3 separate regions of the Homo sapiens genome follow, and regions 1 and 3 are each linked to region 2. The links are chromatin loops, found by intact Hi-C in ENCODE. Cell type or tissue: Calu3. All regions are shown on one strand. Each heading gives the region's core, and the rest is flanking DNA. Links, peaks and the distances in the headings are about the cores only.

What was found. Peaks named below come from ENCODE experiments on the same cell type or tissue, not always from the same donor. Only the 100,000 strongest peaks of a DNase experiment are listed, where the experiment ranks them.
Region 1: a loop joins it to region 2, with 7 times the contacts of the local background. A loop is called at or near these places in 6 of 110 quality-filtered maps.
Region 3: it touches region 2 in a loop (2.4-fold over the local background); 6 of 110 quality-filtered maps call a loop at or near these places.

The regions. Positions count from the first base shown.
Region 1 is chr1:91,820,780-91,831,715 of GRCh38, forward strand. The region is part of intron 2 of TGFBR3 (transforming growth factor beta receptor 3); the gene reads right to left. It also overlaps the pseudogene RN7SL653P. Among named protein-coding and RNA genes, the nearest start is that of TGFBR3, 60 kb to the right of the region's middle. In Calu3, for the core only: no CTCF peak of the experiment used is centred there; DNase peaks (open chromatin) are centred at 6,432 and 7,132.
Region 2 is chr1:91,726,600-91,737,535 of GRCh38, forward strand. It overlaps TGFBR3 (transforming growth factor beta receptor 3), which reads right to left. Exons shown (of 17, transcript NM_003243.5): 5 at 8,177-8,360; 6 at 3,206-3,374; 7 at 1,060-1,207. Among named protein-coding and RNA genes, the nearest start is that of TGFBR3, 150 kb to the right of the region's middle. RefSeq lists enhancers at 5,933-6,227, 10,156-10,936. In Calu3, for the core only: no CTCF peak of the experiment used is centred there; DNase peaks (open chromatin) are centred at 5,432 and 6,112.
Region 3 is chr1:91,505,428-91,516,363 of GRCh38, forward strand. It overlaps CDC7 (cell division cycle 7), which reads left to right. Exons shown (of 12, transcript NM_003503.4): 3 at 2,427-2,510; 4 at 2,835-2,970; 5 at 6,170-6,263; 6 at 6,354-6,496; 7 at 7,631-7,880; 8 at 8,521-8,616; 9 at 9,392-9,570; 10 at 10,367-10,449. Among named protein-coding and RNA genes, the nearest start is that of CDC7, 10 kb to the left of the region's middle. In Calu3, for the core only: a CTCF peak has its summit at 6,147 (motif pointing right); no DNase peak of the experiment used is centred there.

The DNA of each region.
Region 1 (10,936 bases), core at 5,404-7,903, 95 kb after region 2:
AATATCTTATGACATGTTCTTTTTGTATGTAAAGAATGATACAATTTATTAACCTTCTAAAACTATGTGTATTTGTCCATATGCATGCACATACATGCATAGAAAAAGGATTAAATGGATAACTCTAACTATAAATGGTTCTTACCTAAGGTAGGGGTGATGCTAGAGACGGGTTGGAGACACGAGAGGAACTCTGACTTTGCTCTCCATCCTTCTATGAGGTTGACACAAAAGTAATTGCAGTTTTTTCCATTAAAAGTAATAGTAATGGCCGGGCACAGTGGCTCATGACTGTAATCCCAGCACTTGGGAGACTGAGGCAGGCAGATCACCCAAGGTCAGGGGTTCGAGAGCAACCTGGCCAACATGGTGAAACCCTGCCTCTACTAAAAATACAAACATTAGCCAGGTATGGTGGCACACGCCTATAATCCCAGCTACTTGGGAGGCTGAGGCATGAGAATCACTTGAACCTGGGAGACAGAAGTTGGAGTGAGCCGAGATCATGCCACTGCACTCCAGACTGGGTGACAGAGATAAGACTGTCTCAAAAAAAAAAAAAAAAAAAAAAAAGTAATGGCAAAAAACACAATTACTTTTGCACCAACCTAATACATTCTTAATGCTTTTACTGTGCAAATGTGTTTTTGAATATTACTTAGATAATTAAAAATTTAAAAATATGCTCTACTTTATCATAAAAATAATTCTGACCAAAGCCAATGCTAGTTGATTGGTTTCTGCTCTACATATCTTATTTTAAAAATCATATGTGGTTTAAAGGAACAATCTCAGTGTCTCTCTAGGAAGCAGAGAATCCTGGTTTCCTCCACTTCAGTGACAACGCCCTCTCATAGACCTGAGAGCTGTGGCCCAACTTCCTCCTCCTCTGTGGTCAGCAACTCTACGGACCTGGGGCCTTGCCTGGGTAGGATGCTGTAGAGAAAAGACCTGGCTTTGAATCCTGGTTCTGTCTATACCATCTGAAACTTTGCCTTAGTTTTCTCATTTGTAAAATGAAGACATCTACACTTTGTGAGGATTACATAATGCATGCAAATATACGATACATATTAAATGGTCAATAAATGGCAGCTTTTATCTTTACTATTATTAACCAGGTTAGTCTCTAGATTTCAGTATCAATTCTCCTCTGTAAAGGGAGGGCCTATCATTTGATTATTTTGAAAGTTCCCAGCTCTAATAGTCTATGAACATGTGCTATAGAAGACAATGGACAAATATGTGCTAAATAGTGAAGCCAGGTGGCTGAGACCAAAGAGACCAGACAAATGGCTAAGCAGAGCTTTGGCAATAGTGTGACTTATGTGACCTATTACCATATGGGGTAAGAGGCAAAGAGGATAAGAGAAGTCTTTTCAATCCCACCTAGAAGCCTTTAGAATCTGGAGAGATGATAGACAAACCGCCACATTTATATTCTTCTACTGCCAAACAGAAAACATTTCCAGTATCTCCTAGTGCCCGCTGTAGGCTGAGAAGAGCAAAGCATTAAAAAAAAAAAAAAAAAAAAAAAAAAAAAAGATGAATCTTAGTGTGACCTTCCCAAACATAAACTTCATTTTCCAGCCTCACCAATCTTTTAGAACAGAAGATCAAGTCAAATCCCTTTAGAATCAACGGGTAATAATATCTCAGCACATCTAATCTATTTTGGGGGCTCAGTTGAAACCCCATCTCCTTTATTAGCCTTCCCAAATCCTCCTCACTAAAAGCTATCACTCTCTTTCACTTCTCACAGACTTTGTTCTTCAACTCTATTAATTTCTGCTTCACATTAGTTATTTGCATGCCTATTTTATCTCCCTTACAGGGCCATAAACCCCCTTACAAAGCTGAATAAGGGCCGGGTATGGTGGTACACGCCTGTAATCCTAGCACTTTGAGAGACCAAAGCAAGGGAATCACTTGAGTCTAGGAGTTCGAGACCAGCCTGGGAACATGGCAAAACCCCATCTCTACACAAAAATACAAAAATTGGCCAGCGTGGTGGCACGTGCTTGTAGTCCTAGCTACTTGGGAGGCTGAGGTGGGAGGACTGCTTGAGCCCAGGAGCCAGAGGTTGCAGCGAGCCAAGATCACACCACTGCACTCCAGCCTGGGTGACAGAACTAGATAGACCCTGTCTCAAAAATAAAATAAAAATAAAGATGAATAATGTCCTATTTAGTCGCCCATTCACAAGCCTTATTGAGCACCTATCTAGATGGTAAATACTATATAAGGTCCTGGGGATACAGAAATAATAACGCATTTTCCTTCTTCAAGGAGCTCACAGTCTAATGGGAAAGATAGGCCAGTGAACACTCAATCATCAAGGTGTTAAGGGAGCCTGGAGGGGGAGCCTCCCTAATTCACCTCAAAGAAGGGGAAGATGAGAAGGGTCAAAAAAAGGCTTCCTAGGGCAGGTGATATCTGAGGTGATTCTTAAGAATTAATATAATCTACCCAAGCAACATGGATAGGAAATGATGAATCTGTATTAAAACCAACATAGGTACACATACTTTGAAGAACTGCGTGGCAAGTTCTTATAAAGTTACATACAACTCAGCAATTACAGTCCTAGGTATTTACTCAAGAAAACTGAGGACATATGTCCAGAAAAAGACATGTTTATAGAGGTTCATAGCTACTTAACTGCATAATACTAAAAGGAAACAACCTAAACATCCATCAGCAGGTGAATGAATAAACAAATTGGGGTATATCCATACCGCGGAAAACATTCAACATCAAAAAGGAACAAATTACTAATACATGCAACAACTTGGCTGTTGATTCTCAAAAACATTTTGCTGAGCAAATAGAAGTCAGACACAAAAGAGCACATGAACTTCTAGAACAGGCAAAACTAATCTATAGCAACAGAAAGCAGATTAGTAATTGCCTGGGACTGGGGATATGGACTACAGGGAGGCTGAAGAGAATGAAAGGGGTGGAGATGGATAATAGAAAAATTCTCTGTATCTTGATTGCAGTGGTGATTGCACAGGCATATGTATTCATTAATACTCATCAAAATGTACCTTTAAATGTGTGCAATTTGCTGGGTGCAGTGGCTCACGCCTGTAATCCCAAAACTTTGGGAGGCCAAGGTGGGAGGGTTGCTTAAACCCAGGAGTTTGGGACCAGCCTAGGCAACATAGCAAGACCCCGTCTCTACAAAAAATACAAGAAATAGCCAAGTTTAGTGGTGCACACCTGTAGTACCAGTGACTCAGAAGGCTGAGGTAGGAGGATCACCTGAGCCTGGGAGGTTGAGGGTGCAGTGAGCCGAGACTGTACCACTGCACTCCAGCCTGTGTAACAGAGCAACACCCTGTCTCAAAAATAAATATATAAATAAATAAAGTGTACATTTTAATCTATATAAATTATACTTCGATATAAAGTTGATTTTAAAAGAAAAAAAGAGTATGTAGTACAGAACACAGACTCTGGAGCCAGACTGCCAGCTCTATAATTTATTGGCTGTTTAAGAGTTAACTAGTAATGGCATTAATATTCACACTGCATTAATATTTAGATTATAGGCAAAGATCTGGAAGTAAGAAATGACATGATAGTATGAGGACTACAAACAGTTTGGTATTTAGGGAACATAAATCAAGAGGAAAGATGTGAAAACAGATGAGGCCAGAGAGACAGACAGCCGAAGGCTGCAAATCTCTTTGCCCCCACACCTAAGAAAGAGCATCTGACATGCCATGGGTGCCCATTCAAATGTTTATTTTCATTGATGAACATCCATTGAGATACCATTACACACCCACTAGGATGACTAATTCAAAATGACAGATAATAATAAGGTTTGCAAGCATGTGGAGAAACTAGAACCCTCATATATTGTTGCTGGGAGTATAAAATAATACAACAGGCCAGGCGCAGTAGCTCACACCTGTAATCCCAGCACTTTGAGAGGCCGAGGCAGGTGGATCACGAGGTCACGAGTTCGAGACCAGCCTGGCCAAGATGATGAAACCCCATCTCTACTAAAAATACAAATATTAGCCGAGCATGGTGGCAGGCACCTGTAATCCCAGCTACTTGGGAGGCTGAGGTAGGAGAATCGCTTGAACATGGGAGGCGGAGGCTGCAGTGAGCCAAGATCGCACTACTGCACTCCTGCCTGGGTGACAGAGCAAGACTCCGTCTCAAAAAATAATAACAATAATAATGCAACCACTTTGAAAAAGAGTTTGGCAGTTCTTCAAAGGGTTAAACACAGAGTAACCATATGACCCAGCGATTCTACTCTCAGACACATATAAATACAAGAGAAATAAAAACATAAGGATGTGCTTGACTCTGGCCTTGGCCAAAGCCATACTTCCCAGAAAAAAGGGAAAAAACATAAGCCCACACAAAAACTTGCATGTATATGAATGCCCATAACAACATTATTCCTCATATCCCCAGACAGGAAACAATGCAAACGTTCATTAACTGATGATGAATTTTTTAATGTGGTATATACATAAAACAAAATATTACTTGGCCATAAAAAGGAATGAAATACCAAATACATGCTGCAACATGGATGAACCTTGAAAACATGCTAAGTGAAAGAAATTGGTCACAAAAGGCCACATATGGCATGACTCCATTTCTACAGAATGTCCAGAATAGGCAAATCCATAGAAACAGAAAATAGATTAGTAGTTACTAGGGCCTGGGGAAAGGGAAGAATAGGGAGAGATTGCCAATGGATAAAGAGGTTTTTTGGAGGATGATTAAAATGTTCTAAAATTGACTGTGGTGGCAGCTGCACAACTCTGATAACATATTAAAAATGATTGTACACTTTAAAGAGGTGAATTGTATGGTATGTGTATTATATCTCAATAAACTTGTTATAAAATGTGCAATGAATATACTATCAATAGTCCACTTGTGGTTAGGTTCAGTGGCTCACGCCTGTAATCCTAGCACTTTGGGAGGCCAAGGCGGGTGGATCACCTGAGGTCAGGAGTTTGAAACCAGCCTGGCCAACATGGTGAAACCCCATCTCTACTAGAAATACAAAAATTAGCCAGGCGTGGTGGTGGGTGCCTGCAGTCCCAGCTCTTCGGGAGGCTGAGGCAGAACAATCCCTTGAACCCAGGAGGCAGAGGTTGCAGTGAGCCCAGATAGTGCCATTGCACTCTAGCCTGGGTGAGAGTGAGACCCCATCTCAAAAAAAAAAAAATCCACTTGATTCAAGCAATGTTTGATAAAAGTTAAACACAAAGGAATACGAAGTATCCTTTTTCGTTCAATTTGCTGAAACCCATATTAAGTCCCTGCTATGTGCCAGCTACAGTGGCCACAAATAGTAAGACAGAGTGCCTTGGCCTTAAGCAGCTATACTCCCAGAGTCGAGAGAGAGTGACAGGTGGAGTCAGGATAGAGAGACAGGTACACAGTGAGGTAGCACATTAGAGGGTCCCCTAGAAGGCTGCCGAGGGAACGGAGGAAACACAAACAAGGGCCATGATCGCCTCTTCATTACCTTGTCCAGTACCTTATCCCTAAGTTATGGTCCTGTTAGATGTGCATTTCTTCTATTTTAAGTCCCGCTCACATTTATATTTAGTAGGAGGCCGCTGTGGTGAGTGGTGTGACTGATTCTCCAGCTGACTGTCCTAAGCCAATCACTGTAACTCCATTACTCTACCAGGGACTGATTCAAGGATGGGAGGAAAAGCTGAGTCAATTCAGCCAATGATTGCAAAGAGAGACATACTGGGTGTCTGGGGAAAGAACCTCTCTCGCTCTTAGCTGAAGCCAGCATTGCCCTTCCTGTTTGAAGGAGCAAACCGATGGCTCCTGACAGCCATTCCTAAGCACCAGCACATCCTTCTTCAGCTGAAGATGACCCTATGCCAGTAAAGCAAACAGACAAAACAACCTAAGTATTAAATAAAATTAGTCATATTCCCATTTTCTCCCATCCACTATTAAAAAAAAAAAAAAGGCCTGGCCATGCCACCTGATGCCTGTCTCCCCTCCCTGGTCTGGAGGCACCTACAGAGCAGGGGGCCAGGAGTTCCACGGGTCTCATTTCCTCCCGTCAGAGCCTAGCACTTAGTCAACCACTGCAAGTCACATATTTTGCAAGAACGGAAAAGCGATGAACAGAGAGTTATCAATCTGTTGTTATACTCAACCCCAAACATTTTTAAAAGCAGATTTTAACGGAGAAAAAAAATTACCTACAGGCCTTTCCTATTAAAACAGATGAACATAGTTGCCTTTATTGATTCAAGCAAAGACCACATTTTACTGAGGAAAACTTTCTGTCCCTTGCCCTCTACCTATTCCTGTGGTGCCAACATAGAAAATGTCCTGGACTTCTAGGGAAGGTAAGCTCCCGGGGTGGGGACGCCGTAGGTGTGATGTAAAGTGCCAGGCATGAGGCTGGCATTTGATGTTAAGCGCTGTAGCAACGATCACAACAACAGAACCAGCGGGGCGTGTACAGGCTGGCGGTTACGACATGGAATGGTACTGGTTTCTATTCTCAGCATGTGTCACTGACTTACTGACAAGACAGTTAAACATAAAAGGGGTCCATTATCAGTGGTAACTGGGATCAAGTCCTTGGGATAGCAGGAATAAGAAAAATCCAGCAGTAATCCCCAAACCTCCTGTTTCTCAAGAGTTTCAATTTCCTGCTCCAAACCTTTTCAAAAACTGCTATTACCAAAGTAAACTGATTTAAGTTGACTGTTACTTCCTTTCCGTGATGTGACAGCCCCAAAGGATGAGCAGGGAGAGACAGGCCCCCATTATCCTCCACTTCTTAAGGCTTCTTTGTATGCACGCCGCATGAGATAATTCATTAACGAAGAAAAAGTTACTGGTTATGATAACACAGTCCCTGGCACACAGTAAGCACTTGGTAAATGTTTACTGAATGACTACAGGAAATATCTGAGTGCTGGACAGAGGAACAAAGCCTCAACTCTCCCAGGTTTACTTTTTTAGCCAACCTGTTAACAACAATAATAGTGCATGTCATCAAAGAGCTGGAAAGGAGCTGGCTTCAGTAAGGCTGCAGTCACTCACTACTCAGTGAATGAATCGATCCATTCAGTTTCTCTGACCCCCATCCAGAATACAAGGTAGTTATGGCCAGCACAGGCATAACTCCCAACGGACTTGTTATTAACCACACTGGGTAACTATGAATGGATGCAGAGACACCAGTTCAGTTCAGCTGCAGACTGTCCGGAACATTATCTTGGTTAATCATCTACTCCAGGGTACCGGCTCTTCAGATCACGCTGAGGTCTGCTTCTCAAAGCCTGACAGGATCAGAACTGTACAACCTCTCACAGTCTTCTTTATCCCTTCCCCAAGATAACTCGTCATGATCGCTATAGAATAAACCTGAAAGGGTTTACTTACTACCCTAATTACAATTACTCAGGGTGAAGCACTGGATTCTCCTGCACCATGAAGAACTTTCAAATGTAACCATGCACACCTCCTCTTCCCCTAACTCCACACCCCCGTCAATATTTTGGCTTCATTAACTAGTCAAAGGAAAAAGAGTTTGCCAAATGGCAAACTCATATTTCACACAGGTATCTCAGCCAAGACAGGAAGGAAACATCAAATCCATAGCCCAGTGTATAAATGTTCAGCACTGAAATGAATGAAAACGAACAGGACACTTGTGGTTACGCTTTGACTTAAATCCTTAGTTAAAGGGAAACTAAAGCTGATCCAGTTCAGTTTATCAACAGGAGAGTTCATAAGGAATTATCATGAGCAAACAGGGGCAGCCACCCCCGAAACTGTAGTTGCCTTAAGCAGAAACGGAGGTGCAAGTGAACTTAGCTGTGAAAGGGTCCCTCTGGATGGTCACCTCCACAGAAGCAGCAGCTGCTCAAGCCCCAAGGCACACTACTAAAGTTAAGGAGTGAAAGGCTGCTGGGGTAGAGGAAGACCGAAATTCTTCCAGGAAGGAATTCTAGTTTAAGCCTGTATTACTGTCACTGCAGTTCCAGGACCCTCCCACTGCAGGTCCCTCTCTCCCAATTCCCTGGCATCTAGTCAGACCAGGAAGAGCAGGTGAGGGACCTCAAGGACTCCTCAATGCAGTGAGTGGGTGTTTGAAGCTTTAAGGCTAAAGCTGACTTATACGTACGTGAAGGAGTCCCTCTTTTTCTGACCATCTTCCTGGGCATGTGTCCTGCTGGCAAATCACCAATGCCAGCACTCTCTACCTCCCAACCCCGCCCCCTCCACCATGACACCTGGGCCATGACCCAAGCAGACATGCAGTAACAAGGCACAGTGTGGCTGGGCACGATGGCTCACACCTGTAATCCCAGCACTGTGGGAGGGTGAGGTGGGCAGATCACTTGAGGTCAGGAGTTCAAGACCAGCCTGGAGAGCATGGTGAAACCCCGTCTCTTCTAAAAATACAAATATTAGCCAGGTGTGGTGGCACGCACCTGTAATCCCAGCTACTCATAAGGCTGAGGCACAAGAATCACTTGAACCCAGGAGGCAGAGGTTGCAGTGAGCTGAGATTGCCCCACTGCACTCTAGCCTGAGCAACAGAGCGAGACTCGAAGGTCTTCAAAAAAACAAACAAACAAAAAAAAAAAAACAAGGCATGGTGTGGGGAAGAGAGCCACAGGATGGCATCAGAAGACCCATGCACTGGCTGTGGTTCTGACAAAGTGACACCAAAGGGCACATATGCTAGAAGGGTCCAGCCATAGAATCATAGAACCTGTGAATACCAGAAGCACCCAGAACATAGCAGTCCCCTCAAAGGAAGCTCTGAGATTCAAAGTGTGCTCCAAGATGATGTCCATGGCTCACCAATTCCCATGGAGAGTTAAAACTACCAAGGATGCTTTGGACACAAGAAAACAATCACTATGAAAGCAAGGACTCTAAGGGGACAACAAACTCCAAACTCAGTTGTTCCAGACAAGGGGTTTTTTTTTGTTTTGTTTTGTTTTGTTTAGAGACAGGATCTTGCTATATTGCCCAGGCTGGAATACAGTGTCTATTCATAGGCACAATCCCACTACTGATCAGGATGGGAGTTTCGACCTGCTCCATTTCTGACCTGGCCAGTTCATCTCTCCTTAGGCAATCTGGCAGTCCCCTGGGAGTCCCCAGGGAAGTCACCACACTGACGCTGAACTTAGTGCAGACACCTGATTGGCATAGTGCACTACAACAGCCCAGAACTCCCGGGCTCAAGTGATTCTCCTGCCTCTTGAGTACAGACCCAAATGATCGTTACAGTTTACATAAAGGCAGGGCCTGAAATAAAATTTTCAAAAAGCTAGATCTTTGGTACTCAACACTCTTTCCATCTAAAACCAGAACTAGAGGCCAGACCTGAGCAATACAAGGCTGTGTTCCAAAAACTGCCAATACTAGTACCATGTTCTTTGCCTCTGTCTTTCTCTGGCATAACCAAGATCAGCTCAGCCTGGCAGGGTTATGCTTGGTGAAGAGGGATACAGGCAATCGGGACTTGGTGCTCGTCCCCAAGGGCAGAATACTTCCTGGCTACTTGTGTTTGGTATGTCTTTGTTTTGGTTTAGCCCTGGCAATCTGGCAGGCAGTCGATTTCCAGGGGGAGCTCTGTCCACGGTATGGATGCCCCAGGCTTGAGGTCCTCATTCATTTTCATAAACAAAGCCCAGTTGCCACAGTGACTGGTGCTGCAAGCAGCTGCTAAATAACAGAGGTCACCCAGAGCTTTCTCTGGGTTCTACAGTCTGTTCCTAGGCTTCTGTGAACAGTGAGTGGGTCAACGGGAGCTGCAGTCATACCAGCCAGTACTTTATATGGGAGTCTGCCCCCTGAGGAGAAACTCCCAAGAAAGCTGCCAGATACACAAGTGATTTCAGGTGGGGTCCAATACCCCACCCCTGACAGATCTCGGTCTGGGGCACAGGAAGAATGAAGGGCATAAGGAGTAGCAACTTCCTCCTTGTGGCTTCAACAGTCCCCAGAGCAGTGAGAGGGCACAGGGTCAGAGCTTGGTGCAAAAGGAATGATCCTGGAAAAGTGAGTGTGGAGTTGGGCCAGTGCTGCTTCTGCACCCTGTGTGCCGATCAGACGCTTTCTCCCTGTCCCACTTAGGTGGGAAACGGCTCTCACCACCCCCATAGCAGGAAGCACAACACGCCTCCCACCCAGTACACACAGGTAAAAACTTCTGGACTGGAGTCCCAAAGGTCTCTTCAAGTTAGAAATCATCACCATTGTGTTTCCACCTCCCCAAGGCAAGCCTGTCCAAAGGCCACAAGATCTGCTAGACCTCACAAGCTGGGGCACAACCTGCACCATGCCCACCTGCCTGGGTTGTTCATTTGTTAAAACCAGTAATAGTTTGTCTTTTACTCTGCAAAGTACAGCTTCTGTCCTCAAGGTAGATCATTTCAGACAAAAACAATTTAAAAAAAAAAACTGCACTATAAGGCAGGTCCTCTTCGCTCTTGCAAAACCAAGTCACCTTGGCTAGAGCCCAAGGAAGCTGTAAAATAGAAGTGAGCATAAACGTCACTTAGTCTTTAGACTCATTCCCATGTTAACATGGAATAATAAACATTCTTCGACCCCAGTGCCAGTTCCAGAAATAAGTGATCATTTAAAACTTAAGCAAAATTAAGGTTTACCATTCCCAGAAACATATGCTTCTGTCTTTATCAACCATGAACCAACTAAACCACTACAAGGAAAGGAAAATGGAAATGAAAGGTCCCTAATTCGCAGTGTAACTCAAAGGTAAACCTGCAGATTTGGGTCAAACACGCAACCAGGACCCAAATGTTTTATACACAGGATTTTTTGTGTTATTTCCACCACTGTAGTTTATTACAGGCCAGAAGAAACCTAAACAGTTAAGAAGTTTGTCCTTAGGCAAATAGTTCAATAATTTAGACTT
Region 2 (10,936 bases), core at 4,873-7,372:
TGCTGCCTCTGGTGAGTGCTTTTACATGACGTTGCCAAGGGAACTGTTGGCTTTGCTCACTGTGGTATCACATGGAAGGTGCCATGAATGAATGAATAATACCAAAACCAAGGGCATCCCTCTCCCAAAATACTGAAAACATAAAACCCACTTCAGCTTACTCAGTGCAGGAACTAAAAGAGAGATTGGCCAAAAAAAAAAAAAAAAAAAAAAAAAATTTGAGCCCATAGAAGAGATACTAAAGAGATAATTATCTTCTTAAAAAATAGGGAGGAGGATTTTTCTTTAACTTTCAATATAATTCAGTCAAATAGTTATTGCCTAAGCATATTTGAGATAAGATTTACTTTACCAAGTTTCAACATTCAACTTTTGAGGAAACCAGCTGCTGTTTGCCCATCATGCCAATGGGCTAAGCCTTGTGCGTACATCTCTATTAAATAGAGGGCCTTGGGAACAAGCTGGAGTAGACTTGTCCAGCATCATTTCACTGACTTCGCACTTACTGTGATTCTTCTATCAGTGTTTCACACTTAGGAGTTGGAAGCAAGCAAAAAGACATGCCAATATTTCGTATTTAACTCAAAAAGAAAAGTCAATGATGTGAGCTGGGGTCAGCCTAATAGTCCATACTTTCTCTAAGTACCTAACTCCAAAATAAAAGCTGATATTCGGTACTATGACACTGAGGTCCTTGTGGGATGCTCAATATGAAGGCTTAATTGTGTTCATTACTTTACACTTACTATTAGTGGAAAGCATACTAATGTATTTCAGGAATTTCACAAATGAGGGAGCTGGGGTTCAGAGAGGTTAGGGGACTTGCCAAAGGTCACAGTGGGATTACCTGGACTCAGACCTGGGTCCGTCTTAATCCAAGGCCATGTTTGAACAACCGCACCTATTTTATAGGAGCATGCTATTTTGCAAAGTGAAAAATAATTGACAGAGCTTAGAGAGTCCAAAGAGGCAGGAACTTTAAAAATAACACTTATAAAGTACAGCTTAAATTGTTGTCATTTATCTAAACAAAACAAAAGACATGCTCCACCAACTTACAATAATTTTCAGGCTTCCCTTAACATCAAAAGATTTGATCACCCAGTTGACAGACTTTTTGCACTTCAAGATCAGGATGAGATTTTTGACCACTTCAAGATCCTCTTGAGAAGGTCTTATATCAATTGTTATATCCACCTGGAAAGCACTGTGAATGGAAGACAAAGGCAAAGTTAAGACCTACATGCCAGAAAGTTGCAACTATCTCCCCTCTTCCAAGTCTTCATGTTTCTAGTGTCTGGCCAGTTGATTAAAAAGCTGGAGTTGATCCCAGGCCAATGACATGTGCAAAACAGATTGTTACTGCACACATAACAAAATTGTTTTACATAACAATAGAAACATATGCTTGCTGATAATTAGTCACTAAAGTTTTTCTCTTCTTTGATGGAAAAGAGGTGGTTACTTAATGCAGCCACTGTTTGAAGTGGACTTGAACGAACCAGAAGAGTTTACTTTTGAAGCAGTATTGTTGCTTTTTCAACCTTCAACACCTTCGATGTACAGGATTCCCATTTGGCTAATATGCTCAAATTCCTTCAAAACTGAAGTAGGTGGCAGTTTGGTGAGTTGGGGGCGGGGTGTTGGGATAAGGGAAGCATGGTGGTAAAAAAAAAAATTAGGAAACTTCAGAGTAAAATAAGAGACAAAAGGCTAAAGAATTTCTTGATTTATATAAGGTTTGCTTAAGTCATTAACAATTGCTACAGAATCGTATCTGCATTTACTTTCCCAAACTTCTGGATATAAGGTTATTAAAATAAAGAAAACAGATGGTCAACCAAGTGATTACTGGAAAATTGATGAACACAACCCAAACTTCTAAGAATTCGTAAAAAAGAGAATTTTTTACTAAACAATAACATCCCTGTCATTCTGAATTTAAGGGAACAGTCTTTCTTTCCATCTCAGCTTTACACACTTGTAAAGCATAAAATGCATGGTATACTCCAATGAAGCCTCAGGCCTGACGTCGAAGCACATTCACCAGACTGCTCCTATTCCCATTCCCTTTTCACTTTCTACAAAATTCTTCAAGTGGCCAGAGTGGAATCTTATCAAAACGATCTGTAGCTTACACGCTTTGAAAGTCAAACCCCGATTAGCATTTTCACCTCGAAATCCCTCTACAATATACATTTAAATTTTCAAGTCACTAGTCCAGATGCAAAGGAAGGAGGGTGAAATGCAGGCTCATGTGGGAAAAGAACCTACTTTTTCTCCTTTTTCTTTAATTCCCTAATTATTCTTGATAGGGAGGGTCGAATTTCCAATCCAGGGGTAGGAAGCTGAGAGGGAGAACAAGCGCACAAGGGAGAGGCAAGTTCTATCGAATGGCTTTTTGGTATGTCACCATGAAGGGCCACTCCAGCATACACACACACACACACACACACACACACACACACACACACACACCAAGCACACAAGGGAGAGGCAAGCGCTATCGAATGGCTCTTTCGTATGTCACCATGGAGGGCCACTCCAGCATACACACACACACACACACACACACACACACACACACACACACACACCAAGCACACAAGGGAGAGGCAAGTTCTATCGAATGGCTCTTTGGTATGGCACCATGAAGAGCCACTCCACCACACACGTGCATGCGCATACACACACACACACACACACACACACACAGATTTAACGCAAACAGCTCTGAGTGCCTAAGCGCTCTAAGGACACCACAAACAGAGCTTTATTAAAAACAGAAGGTTACTAAGATGATAATTATATTAATAGGGCATATTTTGTAATTTTCCTATCAGGGATAACCTTAGTCAGAGGTGATAAAGATGAAGGAAGAGTGACTGTGTCCTGTAATTAACACCCAGAAGTTTGGAACAGGCTTCAGGAATTCATCTGAAATATCTGGGATCTAGGGACAGATGCAGAATATAAAATATACCACTGGTGCCTTTACTCTGTTCTTCAAAGCTTCTGTGAAACACATCTGATGAAGCACACCTGAAGCATCAATGGCTACCTTCCCTCCTGCGTGAAGCATCAATGGCTCCCTTCCCTCCTGCGTAGGGGAGGGTGTAGGACGGGCTACACCTCTCCCTGCCTCAAGTCAAGGAAGATCTTTACTTTCATCTCTTGTCACACTCACACACTTAGACTCACTTACCTGTAGGGGTTAGAGTTGGGGGTGATTAGCTCGATGATGTGTACTTCCTCATTCTGGGGCTGGCTGGACATCACACACCCTTCTGCTGCTTTGGGTTGAAGGTACTCAGCAAGGTAATTGAGTGAGAGAAAATTCTTCCCTATGTTGCACTTTGGAGGGAACACTTGATCTGAAAGAGGCACAGGACAATCTGTCAAACCACTGAGGTACTCGGTAACCAGATTCAAAGGAAGGAGGGTGACAGTGAAACTGAGCAAATGGCAGACACAGGGAACCACGAGCTCAAAGGATGGTTCTTCGTCTGTGAAGTCCGCAACCACTGCCCTGAAATGCATCCTGTTATGGTCACCAGTGACCGCCTATTGACTAGCCCCCAACTAGGGGCCTCTTTTGGCTAAATCTTCTCCTTGCATGTTCTCTGTGATACTTCCTGTCCTCGTCTGTTTCCTCTGACCTATCTTTCACATCTCTTCCACTGGTTCCTCCTCTGCTCAGAATCTGTATAGACCCCAACCCAGAGAATCTGATTCAGAACACCCAGGCGGGGCCTAGGGAGCTTTCTTTTTTGAAAAGCTCGTAGTAGATTCCAATATAAACCAAGGCTAAGAACTTCTCAGCTCCTTCCTCAATCCCCTTTCTATCTCATTCTTTTTCTAGGTGATCTCAATCACTCCCATGGTTTCAACCTGTACCTAGATCATGACTCCTTTTCTGAGCAGTTGACTTATACTGTCATCTGTCTACCAAGCATCTCCTATCTAAAAATCCAATACTTATGTATTTCATGGTCAGCGTATTTAACATTCAATCCATTCTATCCCCAAATGCACTCCTCCTTGGATATTTGTTATTTCAACTATCAGGAGAAGCAACCACCTAATTAATCCTCCGACACCCCATGTAGAATTAATCTTTCCCTCATATGTATTCCTCACAGCACTTTATACTCTGAAGATGAAAGGTAGGAATTTGGGGGAAATAAAGAAGGCAGACTTTCACTCTTTCTCACAATCTGAACACAGACAACTCAAGTTTATATGGCACTTTACAGTTTACAAAGTGCTTTCGCAAACATTATCTCACTGTGCTGAGAGTTGCTCACCACCTCCACCCGGGAAAGTGATGCAAGTACCAGAATCTGAAGACACTCCCACAACGGCACATGCCATTTACACAGCACGGCGGCTGATGGGATTTCCATCCACGGGCTTAAATATTTCAACAGAACTTGAAAGAAACTGCTGGCAGTGTGACAGCTGGGACCAGTGTCAAGGAAGTTCTAGGTGTAGCATGCTTTTTTCAGAAGGGATAATTAATCAGAGGCCTGGCACTACTATAAAACAGACTTCTGCCTTTTCCATTTTGAGGACAGGATGCCAGGGTTCAAGTCCACATGGAAGTCTCACTTTGGAGTAAGGAATCCAACCAGGGGGTCCCAAGACTGGGTTGATACTGTCCCTCCCCCTCCCCACTTGTGCAACCTCCCTTGTGCTGAGGTCCGCAGCACACACTGGGGCATCATGGCTCTGGCCACCACAGCACCCCCAGCACCACCCCAGAACAAAGGGGACCAAAGCCTCTGTTTGTCGGCTCGTTGCGAGAGAGCATTGGGTTTGCACTCTGCAGTCTCCTCTAATTCCCCTCCCCCTCAGAGAGAAAAGCTCAAGGCTCCACTGACTCAGGCTGCTAGAGCAGCCTCCCTCCACATCTGCTGAGGGTTTTGCCAGATGAGCAAATGAGGTATGCACACCGTGCAGCTGCAGCCCTGCGGATGCCTCCCCCACATCACAGGATGGAAAATGATATTGGAACGGCAAGGTTGAAATTTAATTAAGAAAGAGCGTCTATGGGCCAGGGACAGGACAGTCTGGAACTCAAGAGACTAGGGCCCTCCTGGGATTGTGGCCGGCATATCCAGTTCATAGGTGTGCCTGGCTTGTATCTGGCACATAGTGGGCATATGGTATAGGTTTCCTGAATTAACAAACAATGATGTGAGATTTGAGACAAATAACAAAATATTCACTCATGTGAAGCCACTAGGAAAGGTCTAATTGTTCAAAAGTTGATGTTATTAAGGGCTCTAGTCCCAGAAGCCATTGTCACTAAGTTGAATAAGCTGACCACTTTTGTTGTGTGTGGTTTCTCCCCCGCTCCCCAATGACTTTCCGAATGCCTGGCATCAAAACTTATACCGAGTGCCAAGTAGAAAGGAAACCACAAAGGGGAATTCCCGGGTAGAAACCTGGCAAGTTTGGGGGCAGGGGGAGTCACATGCTTATTTGTATTTTAGGGAAAGATTGACAAATGACTTTGAGACACAGAAGGATATACTCTGAGAGCAGGAATGAACCTGGGGGGTAATGCAAACACCTCATTTTCCTGCTGTGGAAACTGAGGCTCTGGTGGTAAGTCAATGTTGCTTGAAGCCTCGCAGCAAGACCAGCTGGGATAAGAGCAAAACTCTTAAATTCTTTCATTCTGGGTATATAGATGAGAGCAGTTCCCAAACGTCAGCAAGCATCAGATCTCCTAAAGGGCTGATTGAAACACTGACTGCTGGGTCCCACCCCCAGAGTTCCTGATTCAGTTGGTCTGGGTTGGGCCTGAGAACTGGCATTTCCATCAAGTCCCCAAGTGATGCGGATGCTGCTGGGGCAAAAACCACACTCTGAGAACTGCTCGGGTTAGAGCAACCAGGCCTCATGGCCTGCGATCGCTGGGTACAAGAAAGGTAGAGCCAGGTCGGATTCTGGGAAGTGGGGGATGAAGCTTGCTCAGTGCAGTCTGAGCCGTGGTGATAAACATATCACTTTATGGTCCACTGACCTCACCAAGGAACCTCCTTTCCCTACTGCTCCTCTCTCCACGGCATGGCCCGGTGACTCATACTCAACTGGTGGCTGGAGTCAAGTTTCAGGGGTTCCGAAGGTGTTACCAAGGAGTTAACAGTTTTTACTGCACCAGACACAAGGTCCTTTAAGTTGGCTTCCCCTACCCAGTGTGCACAGGCTGAACCAGTTAAGTGACAACCCGTGGCTCTCAGGGTAAGTGACTACTGTGCTTAGAAAGAAGCTCATGCACTGCCGAGAGAACACAGTCCAACATTCTAAATGTTATTATAACAAATTTTCTTATTCTAACAAATTCCAAGGGGTAATCAACATTCTTTCATGCTACTAGAATTCTGCTTCAGAAACGCGGCCCGCTGGCCAGGGCTTAGAGTCTTTATTAAAAGAAATTTTTCATTTTGTCTCAATGGGATTTGACCTCTGTTATTAGCTACCTATCATGAGAGTACAGAAACAAACTTAGACTTTTTGAGCCCAGCCCTCCTCTAAGTCCCCTTCTCTCTGCCTCAACTAAACAAGGATGTTCATCCAGGTGGACCACTTCCCTTTTTGAGTTATGCTTATTTGGCTAGGACTTAAAGTACAGCTCAGGCAACAAGCGTTAAACTCAAGAGTCAGGAAGCCTGGGTTTGTGTTCTGGCTTTGTCACTTGTTAGTAACTTGGATGTGAGCAGGTTCACTTAGCCCTCCACTAAGCCCTCTGTAAAACGGTGGAAATGACATCTTCCTCCTGGGGTTACTGTGGGGTTAAGTGGGATGCACGTGAAGGCCCCTGAAATGGCTTCTGCACGTAGCATCCTCTCCGACGTCCACGTCCACCTTTCCTGCCTCTGTCTCTCACACACTTTAAAGCAGCCCAGATCCAAATAAGAGTTGGGATCAAGTGTTCACTAACCCACCCTTCCCTGTCTTGTCTATGAGGAGGTGACAGCTGCTGTAGAATTTAACAGAAAGCAGCTGGATGCTGAAGACCTTAAACGCAGTGTTCACACAATCAGCCAGCTATAACAAGGACCCATTCACAAGAGTTATTTCCTAGTAACTTATGGGGGTTCCAAATATACTCAACTGAAAATAATGATTTTTAAAAAAAGGTCTGGCCAGGTGCGGTGGCTCATGCCTGTAATCCCAGCACTTTGAGAGAACAAGGGAGGAGGATCTCTTAACCAGCAGTTCAAAACCAGCCTGGGCAACACAGCAAGACCTGTGTCTACAAAAAATTGTAAAAATTAGCCAGGTATGATGGCATATGCCTGTAGTCCCAGCTTCTTGGGAGACTGAAGCAGGAGAATCACTTGAGCCCTGCAGGTTGAGGCTGCAGTGAGCACTGATCGCACCACTGCACTCCAGCCTGGGCAACAGAGCAAGACCCTGTTGAAGGAAGGAAGGGAGGGAGAGAGGGAGGGAGGGAGGGAGGGAGGAAAAGAATGAAAGAATGAAAGAATGAGAAAGAAAGAGAAGGTTTTTTGTTTTTGTTTTTGTTTTAAAAAAGGCTTTCAAAACTGGGTTTCTGGATATTTCTATCCCTTTGCAATGCAAGGAAATTTAAATAGGCAATCTCTTATCAAGACCCTACACTTCTTTTCTCCAATAATTTGTCCTTGTAATAGTCATTTGTACTAAAAATATATTTAAATACTTTTCCTTTGCTATTGTCCAAAATGTAACCTATGTCTCAGCACCACAAACTGACACAGGCTTCAAACGTTTGCAGAACACAGGTAAGAGGAAGCCACCTGCTGACCCATTCATTCTGCCAGCTCTTCCACTCCATCAGTCATCACCTCCTTCCCACACCCTCAGCTTCTCACCTCCACTTACTTTTTTTGACTTCTGTGCATGGGTGTCTTCTAAATCCCACACAACAACCTTCTCCTCTCTCCCCCTGCTCCTCCCTGTGTTTCACTTGGCCATAACCAGGCCTGCTTCCCCAGGAGGAAAAAAGAAGGGAGGGAATATGGGGGGCGGTGGAGAGGCCTGGGGCCAAATGACCCCTCAGGTCCCTTCCAGGTCCAACATTCTGTAATTCTGTGATTCCTTGCCCTAACCACCTGGTTTCAGAAAAGAAAACAATTGCCTGTCATAAATCAGTCATTAACTGAAGCCACATAAAATTTACCTTCCCCCACTTTAATATAAATGTTTCTTGCTATCTTGAGTTCGGTGAATGAAGTAACTGCTCCATACTCTTTTCGGGCCCAATTTAACAGATGTTCATTTCCATGGGGGAAGTTCCTTTCTTCTGTTTCTGCTGTCAAGGAGAAGTTTGCTGATGAAAACTGGACCACAGAACCCTCAGACACCTAGAGGAAAGAGAATTGCGTATTTAACATGGTGCAGTCACCGGAGCTGAATCATAATTAGAGAAAGTACTTCTCAAATCGAAGTGCTTGTAAATCGAACCTCTTCCCTTTGTTATACAAGCAGATCAGCGTTTTTAAGCAGCGGATTCAAGGAATAATCCCAAGCCTAGTCCTCCCAGACAAAGGCAAAACTACCAATGCAGGATGTCCCTCTGAACTCTGAAAGAACCTTGTGAGGACGGACTGCATTGCACATTGAGTAATCGTAAGAATTATCACTGCTATTTCCAAGAAATCTAAATCGAAGACCAATCTTACAATGAATGTATTTCAAGTCAAGTGGGAAGCCTTGATGAATGTTCTCGTGGGCTTATAAAAAGCTTCAGGATCAAGACAAGTGATCCCAAAGTCCTGCTAGCAACTGATCACGACTTTCAGGTCTTCCACAGTTGCAGCATCTGCCAACAGAGTCATCACAATAGGGAAACAGCGAGAGTCCTCTTGGTTTATGTTCACCTCAGCACTGAGATAAAAATGGCCAAAGGTTGCCAGCCTTTCTATCACATTGCTCTATTTCATAAGAGTGAGATGAATGTTTGTAACAGTTTATTGTGTAAGACCCCCAAATTCCCATAGATAATGAAGTCAAGAGGCTGTTAAACTGATCTAATAAAACTTTCAGGATGACGTATGCAAGTACCTCATTCTTGCTGAATGTATTTAGACCACTGCTGACCTAGCATATCATGGTATATGTGTAATTAACACATCCAAAGGAGGAAAATCATCATCTTGTTGCTGTGCTATAATCAAATTTAGTTGCTGGTGAAAATATGTATGCCATTTTTGTTGGCTAGCATTTATAAAATAACTGATTTTTTCAATGTCAGAGTGAAACCTCAAAATGTGGGCAAGAAGGCTCACAAATTCTCAGGTCATAGAACTATAAATGTCTTGTATTAAATTTCACATGAACCATTTATTCATAACGAAAAGCATGCAGTTTCTGAAGTAAGACTAAGAAGCAAGTCGAGGGCAGGGATTTTATTAGTGGTTCTATCACAGCAGCATTTTTAACACACACAAAATTATATTTTCCCAGCTACTGTGCTAGGCATTAATATTTTCTATACAATTATATAAACGTATCTTCTAAAAACGCTGGCAAAAAAAAGTACTTCAATTAATTGATTCCATGACCTACTAATGTTGCAAGCTGAAAACTAGAATCACCTGAAAAGTTTCTAGATATCCTGATGCCCGGGCCACACAGATGGTACAGAGCTACATGTTCCACTCTGGTTTTGTTTATAACTGGCATCAGGACATTCAGAAATGATCGTGACTACACTTGACAGCACTGATACGTAGTAAGTGTGCAGTCAGTGGTAGCTGTGTAGAACTACACAGGGCTCTGTGGAAGCCCTGAATTAATCACTAATAAACTCGGTGTAAACCAAAGCTACTCACAACAGCTACCACTGACTGCACACTTACTACGTATCAGTGCTGTCAAGTGTAGTCACGATCATTTCTGAATGTCCTGATGCCAGTTATAAACAAAACCAGAGGGGAACATGTAGCTCTAACCTTGTTTTGACGTCGCCTGAATAAGAAAAAAATCCTAGGTCATTTTCCTGCCAAAAAATAACCATGCCCACCTAAGTGTAACTTCTCTGAGGCTTAGCTACTCATCAACACTGAACTTCCAACAATGTTTATCTAATTTTTTGACTTTTGCACTGTAGTAAAATCTTCCTTTCACTTGTACTAAAAAGGCATTTTTATCAAGGCTGTCACCAAAACCCACAACAGTCCAGAGGCCTTTGTCCCACTGCCAGCACAGTTCTGAATGTTTAGACGAGAAACCCTGGATGTTCTGCTTCTTGTTTCTCATTCATGTTGTGGCCATAAACTACAGCAACCCTATATACATTATACACAGAGTACGTTTTTCAGAGCGGAAAGCGGGATGTCACACTGGTGCATTCCAGAGGCAAGAAAGCAAACAGCACAAATACAGAAGATATCAACGGCAACTCCGAATTGTGTCCTGAAGTAATTAAAGAGCGATGCCGTGATGAAGCTGGTGATGGGGCTGATTCGTGGAGGAGGAACAACTCCCTCTGCTCCCTCCAGGCATTGTTGTCCTCACGGGCCAGCAGCAATAAGCTTCATACACTCAGGGCTGAGGAATTTGGAACTGGAGTTAACTGCCACTCCTCAGGCACATTCCAATAAGAAGAAAGCAAAGCTGCAGTGAGGTGTCCCTGACTGCAGGTCAGTGGAAATTTTCAGCTTCAGCAAGGAGTGAGCTAGCACTCCCCTCCTGACTGCCAGCTCTCCTGACCCTGACAAGGCTACAGCTGAGTTTTAGAAGGTGTTGTTTTAGAAGGTATTGTTCAGATGTTATTTCCATCTGATTTGCGGAACTGTGAGGCAGGCTACGGTGACCTCTACAGCAGAAAAGCGGAAACCTCAGAGAGTCTAATGGCCTACCCAAGGCCAGAGAGTCATGCACCAGGCCCAGACCAGAACTTAAGACTTCTGACTCCTGGTCACAGCTGGCCTCTGCT
Region 3 (10,936 bases), core at 5,152-7,651, 220 kb before region 2:
CTATGTTACAGATAGACTCCAGGCTGGCAAGGAGTGTAGTTAAGGAGACTATTGGTATATTAAAACCAACTTGGATATATTATGCAGCAGAAAACAAAAGTGACTTAAAATGTCAAAATAGAAGCCTAGACCTTCATGTATAAAATAGAGGCATTTAAATAATTTTTAGCATATTATAGATTTTCGGGATCCTCCTCCAGTCCTCAAAGTCTGTTTCATTTGTCTGTCTTTAGTACTGTTTTCCAGCTTTTGACATGAATGCACTTTTCTGCTTTCTGCTGTCATTTCCCACTTCAGAATTTGAGGATATTGCATTCACTTTGGTTGCCAGGAAGTTTTACTGTTGTTTAAAATTGTTGAAGTTGTTCTGAAGTGACAGGAAACCTTAATAAACATTTTGATTTTTGTAAAGAGGAGTAGATGCATAATAAGTGAGTAGTGGTGTGGAAGTACCCTTAATGTTTCTCCTCCCTTTCACATCTGTTCTCCACTTGTCATTTTTCTGCTTAAAAACTTCCTATAGCTTTCATGTGCATTCTCTCTTGTCTTCCTCAGCCACATTCTATTTCTATTATTGTTATTATTGTTATTATTATTGAGACAGGGTCTCCCTCTTCCATCACCCAGGCTGGAGTACAGTGGCACGATCATAGTTTAGTAACCTCAAACTCCTGGGCTCAAGGTATCCTTCTGCCTCAGTCTCTGTAGCTGAGACTACAGGCCCGTGTTACAAAGCCCAGCTAATTTTTGTTTGTTTGTTTGTTTTTTAGCTTTTTTAAGAGATAGGGTCTCAAACACCTGGCCTCAAGCAGTCTTCTTGCCTTGGTCTCCTAAAGTGCTGGGATTACAGGCCTGAGCCACCGCCCCAGGCCACATTGTATTTCATTGTCTCTCAGCCCTCCCCCTACCCTAATCATCCAAGCCTTTTTTTTTTCTTGTTCCTGTCTTTACAGACGTAGTTAATTTTTCCTAAAATGTTTTCTTCCACTTTCACTACTTGGTGAATGCTTCAGAACAAAACTTAGCTGTCAACTGAAGGCTTCCTATCACCTTCAGAAATCCTCCCCAACCTAGTAGTATATACATTCTTTTATTACAGGTGTCACCTTGTATTAAGAATGATAACATGTTTCCTTTACTAGACCAAGCTCTTAGTGGCTGCATCAAATTTATTGGTTTTTTTTACATACCCATTGCTGAGCATTTTTTAAGACAGCGTTTATTTAAATGAATTAGTTCTAGCCAGGTGCGGCGGCTCACACCTGTAATCCCAGCACTTTGGGAGGCCAAGGTGGGCAGATCACTTGAGGTCAGGAGTTCAAGACCAGCCTGGCCATTGTGGTGAAACCCCGTCTCTACTAAAAACACAAAAATTAGCTGGGCGTGGTGTTGCGTGCCTGTAATTCCAGCTGCCCATGAGGCTGAGGCATGAGAATCTCTTGAACGCAGGAGGCAGAGGTTGCAGTGAGTGGAGATTACATCACTGCACTCCAACCTGGGCAACAGAGTGAGACTCCATCTCAAAAAAGAAAGAAAATTAGAAAATATATATAATCAGCAACACCTCTGTGAAATTGGGCAAATGATTTAACCTCCCTGAATTGAGTTTCCTTATCTGAAAAATCAGGATAATCATTCCTGCTCTGCCAAGTTCACAGTACTGTTAGGAAGACCTCAAAAGATACTGCATGTGCCGGTGCTTTGAAAATGTCTTAAACTTATGCTATATAGGGCTAGTAGAGCCTAGATACTGTAATAAAATCTGAAGACTTATCTAGTTCTCTTCTGTATCCAGTAGTTTACTGGGTTTTGTATTATTGCCTCCCCTTGTTTTAACTATGTACATTTTTATAAAGAACTGATACTTATTTAAAAGTAGCAATTTATCTGCAGTCAAGGATAGAGGATACTACTGGCAATTGGGACAAATTTTTAAAAATACTTTTTTACATGCTTGAGAGCTTTAGTAGGCCTTCTCTCTGAAAATATAGTGTGAATATTTAATACATAAAATTTTACCAAGCCTTTAAGATTTTGTATCTTTACGGGAAATAGTTTTCAAGAACATCGCAATGTGTCCTTGTCATGCCATCTAGTGATCACAGCACAAATTGTTTAGTTATTTTAAAAATTTGGTGCTTTTTCATGTTGTAATCTCTACAGTAACAATGTATCTCTTAGTATATAATTCCAGTATAGTAGAAATTTGGTGTATTTAATTCTGGGACTGTCATTTTTGTCTGTTCAAGAGGTGTGTGTGAGTTATAGCAACTTGATGGGTTTTAATCTTATCACAATGTTATTAAAACTTATGTATAATTAATTACTCATATTTTATAATTTATTTCATTGAGCTTTTTAAATTTTAAGAAACTGTAAAATATACTGTCATTGATTAAAACTCTAAATTTTTGTTTCCTTGAAAGGTGTTAAAAAAGATATTGAGAAGCTTTATGAAGCTGTACCACAGCTTAGTAATGTGTTTAAGATTGAGGACAAAATTGGAGAAGGTAATCTGGGGATATGCTTTTACTATTTTTACGAGGTCTTTTTTCCATTCTATTTTCCTTTTTTAGTCTTGGTTTTCATTACTATTTCTTATTGAAAAATATACCACTTTTTAGACTATTAAGACCATAGTTTTATTACTAATTATGGTAACAGCTTTTCTTTTTCAACCTTAAAGAAAGAATAAATAATAAATATTTACTGTAAAATGAAGTCCTGTTTTAATGTATTATGCCATTGAAACAGTTTTTACAATCTATCTTAGAATTGTTTCATTAACATTTTTAAAAACCAGATATTGAAAAATTTAATAAATTGTTTTACAGGCACTTTCAGCTCTGTTTATTTGGCCACAGCACAGTTACAAGTAGGACCTGAAGAGAAAATTGCTCTAAAACACTTGATTCCAACAAGTCATCCTATAAGAATTGCAGCTGAACTTCAGTGCCTAACAGTGGCTGGGTAGGCAATTTAAACATATTTTAATTGAACTTGTATATAATTTATAAGATTTTAAAGTAGATATTTAGCAGGGATGAGGGGATTATATGTGAATTAAATACATTTTTCAGTCAAGTGTTTGCAATTTGCTAGCACTTTCCTTCTAACCTTGCAATAGTTAGTTAAATTTATAGTAATTCTTTTAGATTGGATTTCCCTTGAGGCTCGACCTGATTTCCTGTCTTTTATCACTGCTTTTTGTAACCTTCCTGCCAAATCATAAACCTTGGCTTTCATGGTTTACATTATTTTGTAAATGTAGGGAACTCACATTTCACATTTCCCCAGCTATTGACGACCTCATCTAATATTTTATTTAGAATAACAGAATCATCTGGTATGGTTTCTCTCTGCTAGGTCATTTCTGTCAACATATGGACATGATTTAGAATCTTACCCTCCTAAACTGCCCTCCTTCTTCCACCTGCTCCATCATTTCTTTGTTCCCCCTTACAGCCAGACTTCTCAAAAATTATCTGCATACATTGTTTTCATTCCACACCTCTCTTTCACTAAATACCTATTGCGGCTGTTCTTCTCTATGCTAAACTGGAAACTATAGAGTCAATCATTACTCTAGGCATCATTTAACACAATTGACGTGAACCCTTGTCTTGACTTCTGTCCTGCCACACCCTCCTTGTTTTCTTCTTCCCTCATTTGGCCTTTCATTTTCAGTGTCTTTGCTAGCTCTTCCACTTCTATCTGACCCCTAAATATTGGAGTTCCTCGTGCTTGCTCTTAGGTTTCTCTGTATTCTTAGTGTCCTCCATTTCCACATGATCTAAAGTAATGATTCCCAAAAGTATATAGTTAATCTCAGACCTTTTATCTTAACTACAGGTTTGTGTATATCCACCTGCCTATTTAACATTTCCACTTGGTGCCTGATAAATATCTCAAACCTAAAAGACAAACCTAAACCTTAACATACCAAAAAAAAAAAAAAAAACACCACAACAAATGTTCTTATCCACCCGTCTCTGCAAATGGCCCATCTACACACTTGTTTGGGCCAGAAACCTAGAAATCATCCTCATTTTCTCTATTTCTCTCCTAAACCACATTAATCACTAAGTCCTAGCCATTTTGGCTCTAAAGTATATCTAGAAGTTCATCCATGTCTTTCTGTCTTCTCTGCCACTACCTCAGATGAAGCCTAGACTACGACTGTAGCCTGCTTCTTCCTTCTCCCCTTAATTCTGTCTTTACACAGCAGCCAGAATGATCTTTAAAATATAAAATATATATGTATATAACTTAAATTGGGTCATTAGTTCCACCACTTAAAATCTTTCAGTGGTTTCCCTATGTACTTTGAAAAAAAAATTCAACCTTCTCATGCCTATCTTCCCACCTCCCTCACTGTGCTCCATTTCTTTAGTTTATCAAATTTGTCTCAAGAGCTTTCTTACCTCAGGGCCACTGCCCAGACTGTTTCCCCATTCAGGAAGACCTCTCCCAGTCATTGCTTGCTGACCCTTCATCTTCTGATCTGAGCAAGAGTGAAACTGGACGCAGTAGTTCATGCTTGTAATCCCAGCACTTTGGGAGGATTGCTTGAGGCCAGGAGTTTGAGACCTGCCTGGGCAACCTAGCAAGAACCCATCTTTACAAAAAACTTAAAAATTATCCAGGCAAGGTGGCACACATCTGTAGTCCCAGCTACTTGGGAGGCTGAGGTAGGAGGATCGCTTGAGCCCAGGAGTTTGAGGCTGTAATGACCTGCGATCACTCCATTGCACTCCATCCAGCCTGGTCAACAAAACAAGACCCTGCCTCTGAGAAAAAAAAAAAAGAGTGACATTGCTTGAAAGATGTCTTCTCTGAATTAAATTAGATTCTCCTATTTTTTTTTATTGTCATAGCATCTTTAGATTTCTTTCAAAGCCCTTATCGTATTCTGTCATTATAAGTTACCTTGTTATTATCTGTATTGTCCACTAGATAGTAAACTCCATGAGGACAGAAATTCTGTAAATTTTATTCACTATTGCATCACTAATGTCTATAATCCCTAACAGCAAATAACAGTGCCAACTAAATACTGAATGAATGAATAAGCCTGTTTGTTTCAGCCTTCTGTGTATTATAGAAGACAAGAAAATGAGATGGCCTCTATAAAGAATGCTTGCATACATTCTTGTACCCTAAATATGATCATTTCTTTTTCTATATTTTTAACTGTCTCCCTCTACCACTTTTTCTTTTTCTGTGCTTAAAAAAGTACATGCTAAAAATGCCTTCATCTGATCTTACAATGCAGTCAGGCAAATTGTCTTCAGGCTCAGCTTCCATTGTGTTATATTTTCCTTCCTTCTGTTTTGTTTCTTCCTTTCCACTTAAATTGCTGTCTTAAAAATTACCAGTTAATTATTCTTTGCCTAACTAAAAGCCTTCCCTCAGTTGTTATTCTCTTTGACTTCCATGCTAATAACTCTTCCTTCAAAATTCCTTTCTTATTTGGCTCTCTAACTTGGCTTCTTCCAAGCTCAGTTTTCTTTTCTCGCTATTAATTTTCATGTCTGTAGGTATCACTTCTCTGCAGGTACTCTCACTGACTTCTCACTTGTCTTCTCACTTAAGGCTTAGTCCCTTGTCTAGATAACTCTATCAAAATGATGAGGTCTGGTTTTAGATGCTTCTTTTACTGGCTTCTCTACTCATTTTTTGGTATCTCTATTGTTTTCTTACTCAGGCTCAAAATCATAGAAATCACCTTTGTCCTATTTTCCTCTTTTATGAAGCAGTGTAACATAGTGATTAAGAACATATATCTGGAGCAAAATGCCTGGGTTCAAATCCTGGCTCATTGATCTATTAGTTTAGTGACCTTGATTTATTTATTACTGTTACCATCTTATCTGCTAAGTCTTATTAATCTTTTCCCTTTTTTCTCATTCTGCTGCTTCCCCAGTCACAACTATAATTACCTCGTTTGAATTATTATAGTAACTTCAAAACTGGTGCCATTTTTGTTTTAAAAGAAAACTTTAACACGAGAACACAAGTCACTTGTGTTTATATTATGTGATGATGATTTAAGTCAGTTTTCTAGCAATATGTATGCATTGCTAAAATTGCGGTTTTTAAAATTAGGCATAAAGTTTCAGTCCCTCTGACCTTTCTTCTAAAAGTTCCTTGTGCATTTTTCCACTAGGGGGCAAGATAATGTCATGGGAGTTAAATACTGCTTTAGGAAGAATGATCATGTAGTTATTGCTATGCCATATCTGGAGCATGAGTCGTTTTTGGTAGGTTTTAATATTTCTTGAATTTTTATTAGCTAAATATTTAATTGCAAACAATATTTGTAACTCATTTCATTTGTAACTTTGTTTTAGGACATTCTGAATTCTCTTTCCTTTCAAGAAGTACGGGAATATATGCTTAATCTGTTCAAAGCTTTGAAACGCATTCATCAGTTTGGTATTGTTCACCGTGATGTTAAGCCCAGCAATTTTTTATATAATAGGCGCCTGAAAAAGTAAGTATGAAGAGTTACTAGAAAATATTTATCCTATTTCTTTTAAAAAACAATTTTATTGTCTATATTTAAGGTATTGAACATGATGTTATATATAGTACAAAAGTTACTATTGTGAAGCAAATATTTATCTCAGTTACCCATCTTATTTTTGTTTTTACGGCAAGAGCAGCTAAAATTTACTCATTTAGTATGAATCTCATATACAGTACAGTTTTATTACCTGTAATCTTCAGAGTGTGCATTAGGTCTAGATTTATTTATCCTACATATCTGCTACTTTGTATCCTCTGACTTATATCTCTTAGATATAATATAACATACTGCAATAGCCATGCACAGATTATTTCTGTTTCAGTTTCTTTGTGATTGGAAAGGGAAATTTGGTGATGAAGAAGATAAAATTGTATTAGTGGAATAATGTACATTATTAGATGTACTATGGTTCAGTGGAAATAGCATGAACTAACAGACTTAGAGTCTAATAATTTTTGACCTTAGACATGTCTCTTATCTCTGGACTTCATTTTTCTTTTCTAGTAAGTGAGGGGATTGGACCACATGATAGCCAATTTCCTGTTTTAACACAAAAGTTTTATTTTTATGTATACTTTTTAATGCTGATTATAATTATAGAGAAATTATAAGCTAAAAATAACATAAATACCTCTATATAATGGATCATATTAAACATAATAATATTATAACTTCTTTTTTGAGCTTTTATATGCCTGACTTTTTAATTTTCTTTAATTGGATCAGATTTTAAAACCATGATTTTAATTTTTTTAAGCTTTCTTAACTAGAAATTATCTGCTATGATGCCATCTCTGCCACCATCAGAGAACAACGGACTGTGTTTATGTTATGTATTCCTCTTCTGCCTTATTAACACAGACCACTGGAAAAAGAAAATTTGATTGTGGGACAACTCTTAATTTTCAATCCTGGTTAGCTGTTAAATTCTTACTTTGTCTGGAAAACTTATTTTTTTTTCTTTTTTCCAGAATGTTATAAATTCCTAATTGATCCCAAAAAGAATTACAGTTTTTATGAGGATGGTTTGAGAGTATTACAATGTTACTAAGCTTTAATTGCTACAGATAAGTAAAAATGCTTAATTTTGTCTCTTAGGTATGCCTTGGTAGACTTTGGTTTGGCCCAAGGAACCCATGATACGAAAATAGAGCTTCTTAAATTTGTCCAGTCTGAAGCTCAGCAGGAAAGGTGTTCACAAAACAAATCCCACATAATCACAGGAAACAAGATTCCACTGAGTGGCCCAGTACCTAAGGAGCTGGATCAGCAGTCCACCACAAAAGCTTCTGTTAAAAGACCCTACACAAATGCACAAATTCAGATTAAACAAGGAAAAGACGGAAAGGTTCTATCTCTTTTATTTCTTAAGTACCGACACTGTTTTAGAAATATACTCCTTCAACCAACAGAGGGAGATAGAATACTAGGATAGTACTTATAATTTAAAAAACTTTTTTTTGCATTTGTTATATGTATTCATTTGATTAAATTTTCACTAAGATTTGTACTGAATCATTTTGGTTACTATTTTAAAACTAAAATTTACTTTGTCAGTTTATAACATCTGTCATTAACTATTATGAAATCATATTTTATGACAAAAATGGAAAATATTAAATTTTCCCTGCATGTTAAAAAGTTCAGATTAATTATCCTTTTTAAAAGAAAGCATTAGTTATAGGGGAGGAATTCTGAAGTGTCTATCTCCATTTTAGCTGCACAGCAAAATGTAACATCCATGCAGGTGGTTTTTGAATTTTTTTTTAGTTATATATATTTGTGGACTATGATAACATTGTATGGGTGTTGAGTTCTGTCTAGACTATTTTCTCCTTTCACAGAAGTGGTTTGGTGCCTGAGAATGACTTGGATGCAGCTGTTTTTGTTTCATCTCACTTAACTCTTTCAAAACTATGGCAGAGTACAGCTGGCAGAAAGTGTTACAGATATAATCCTTATTTTCCTTGTTTTTGTTGGTATTGTAGGAGGGATCTGTAGGCCTTTCTGTCCAGCGCTCTGTTTTTGGAGAAAGAAATTTCAATATACACAGCTCCATTTCACATGAGAGCCCTGCAGTGAAAGTAAGTAATGTAGCTTAATAGCATAATGGTCAGTCAGTCATACACTGAAGAGAATTTAGGTAATAACTAGATTAACATTTATTATCAGAAATTTTTTTAAACTAGAGTTTGGCTTTGGCAGAAGGTATTACTGCTTTAAGCATTTAGTCAAAACTTGTTTTCTCCAGTTTTTTTCTGAACTTTTCTGGTGGAATTTTTTCTCATTTTTGGTTAGCTATTACTGTCTTTCTCTAGAGGAACATTTAGAACATTAAGGGCTTTCTGTCATTGCTAGAGTGTGAGCTCCATACAGTTAGCTAACTATTCTGACACATAGTTGATAGTGTAAAGATGTTTGTAAAGTTAACAAAATCATCATCAATGTAGATGATTTCAGATTGACTTATGATATCTTGTGACAGCTAGACAGCATGAGCAACAAATTAAAACTGTGATTTTAGCCAACGTACTTGTGCAGTTTACAGTTCTGAAATGGAGTTAGACACTAGAACATAACTGTTTTATACTTCTGTAATATATCAGGAAAAGTTCTAATAAAGTATAACTCAAATATTGGCCAAGCTAGGACTAATTAGTAAATTTTAATATAAGGTGACTTTACAGAAAAACCCAAGAAGACCTTAAACATTTTAATAGACAACAGTTTATTTACAGTCCAATAGCCATTCAGCAGTTTTTAAAGTTATGCTTCCGCTATTGCTTTTTGCCATACTAGCATTTTAGGACATCATGTTTAATATCATGAAAATAGAAAAATGAGACTTTTCTTTTACAGCTCATGAAGCAGTCAAAGACTGTGGATGTACTGTCTAGAAAGTTAGCAACAAAAAAGAAGGCTATTTCTACAAAAGTTATGAATAGTGCTGTGATGAGGAAAACTGCCAGTTCTTGCCCAGCTAGCCTGACCTGTGACTGCTATGCAACAGATAAAGTTTGTAGTATTTGCCTTTCAAGGTAATGTGTTTTGATGGTGTTATAAAATCACCAGCATGCTGCCATTAGAAATTGCATTGACTTGGGTGGATAATTTTGTGAGTGCAAGGGATCAGTTCAGATCAGTGAACTGCAATGGGCCTTGATGCAGAGCAGTAGTATGTTGAAGAGCAAATGATAACAGTTTTCATATATTATTTATTTAATATGGATATACTCTGGAAAACACATTTGCTCTTATATGCAAATAAGTGGGACGGGGTGGCTTTTAGAAGCTTAGAATCACACATTTTGATTGCTGATGTAGTCTTTTCTGTTTTCTCTTTTTATTCCCGCTTATGTGGAGTAACCAGAACCAAATAGTAGAGCTCCTCTTTTACTCCCACCTCCAACTCTTTGACTCATAAATTTCTTCCTTTCCTTCAAGGCTTGGCTTTCATAAAGCCTTTCTTGATTAACTCAAATATATAAGTGTATCTGTGATCAATTACTCCAAACAAATGAATTTTTATACCTGTGAATTGCTATTGGGTTCTATTTTTTCTATTATGGCTCTTATTATCCACTACTGCTTTTTATTCTTGGAGGTTATTTTAAACCTTTCTGGAGTAAGTCCGGGGAACTAGTAGAGGGGGTAAAAAACAGAAGAAGAAAAATCTAGGATTTTTATCACACTAGATTATCATTTACTTTATAGTAACACTTATTATATAGGTATCAAGGCAAAATTTACTGTGAACTAAATTGATGAATGTTATTTTTTAGACTTACATAGTTCAACTTTAACATAACTAGAGAAATCTTATTTCATCATAAGGCGTCAGCAGGTTGCCCCTAGGGCAGGTACACCAGGATTCAGAGCACCAGAGGTCTTGACAAAGTGCCCCAATCAAACTACAGGTATGTTGTACTGGAAATACAGAACCTAGTTAAAATGGATTGTTCCAGACGTATTTTATTTTATGATCTTTGTCTATTTATAACTAATATTTGAGTTCTTCTGCTTTTAATTATGTAAGCAGTTCTTGCAGTGTGGCATTCCTATTTTTGAGCTAATGCTATTCTTTATGAAAGTTTTTAATCCTAATGTTGCCTCTCTTTTTTTGTTTAAACAGTTTATTCCATAGATTACATTTTGCGTATTTATTTACAAGATGATCTTACCATCTTGTAAATAAATACGCAAAATGTAATCTGTGGAATTTTGCTGACATCACCTTTGTGGGGGAAAAAATTATGTTTAATAGTTTTTGCCAGCCAAAGACTTAAAGCATTTTATTTGCTTGCTTAATACCTCAAAAGTTTCCTGTGATGTAGATATATTTGTGTTTGATTAAAATTACTTTTGTTATTATATAAACAATATAATAGCAGTTAGAAGGTTTTG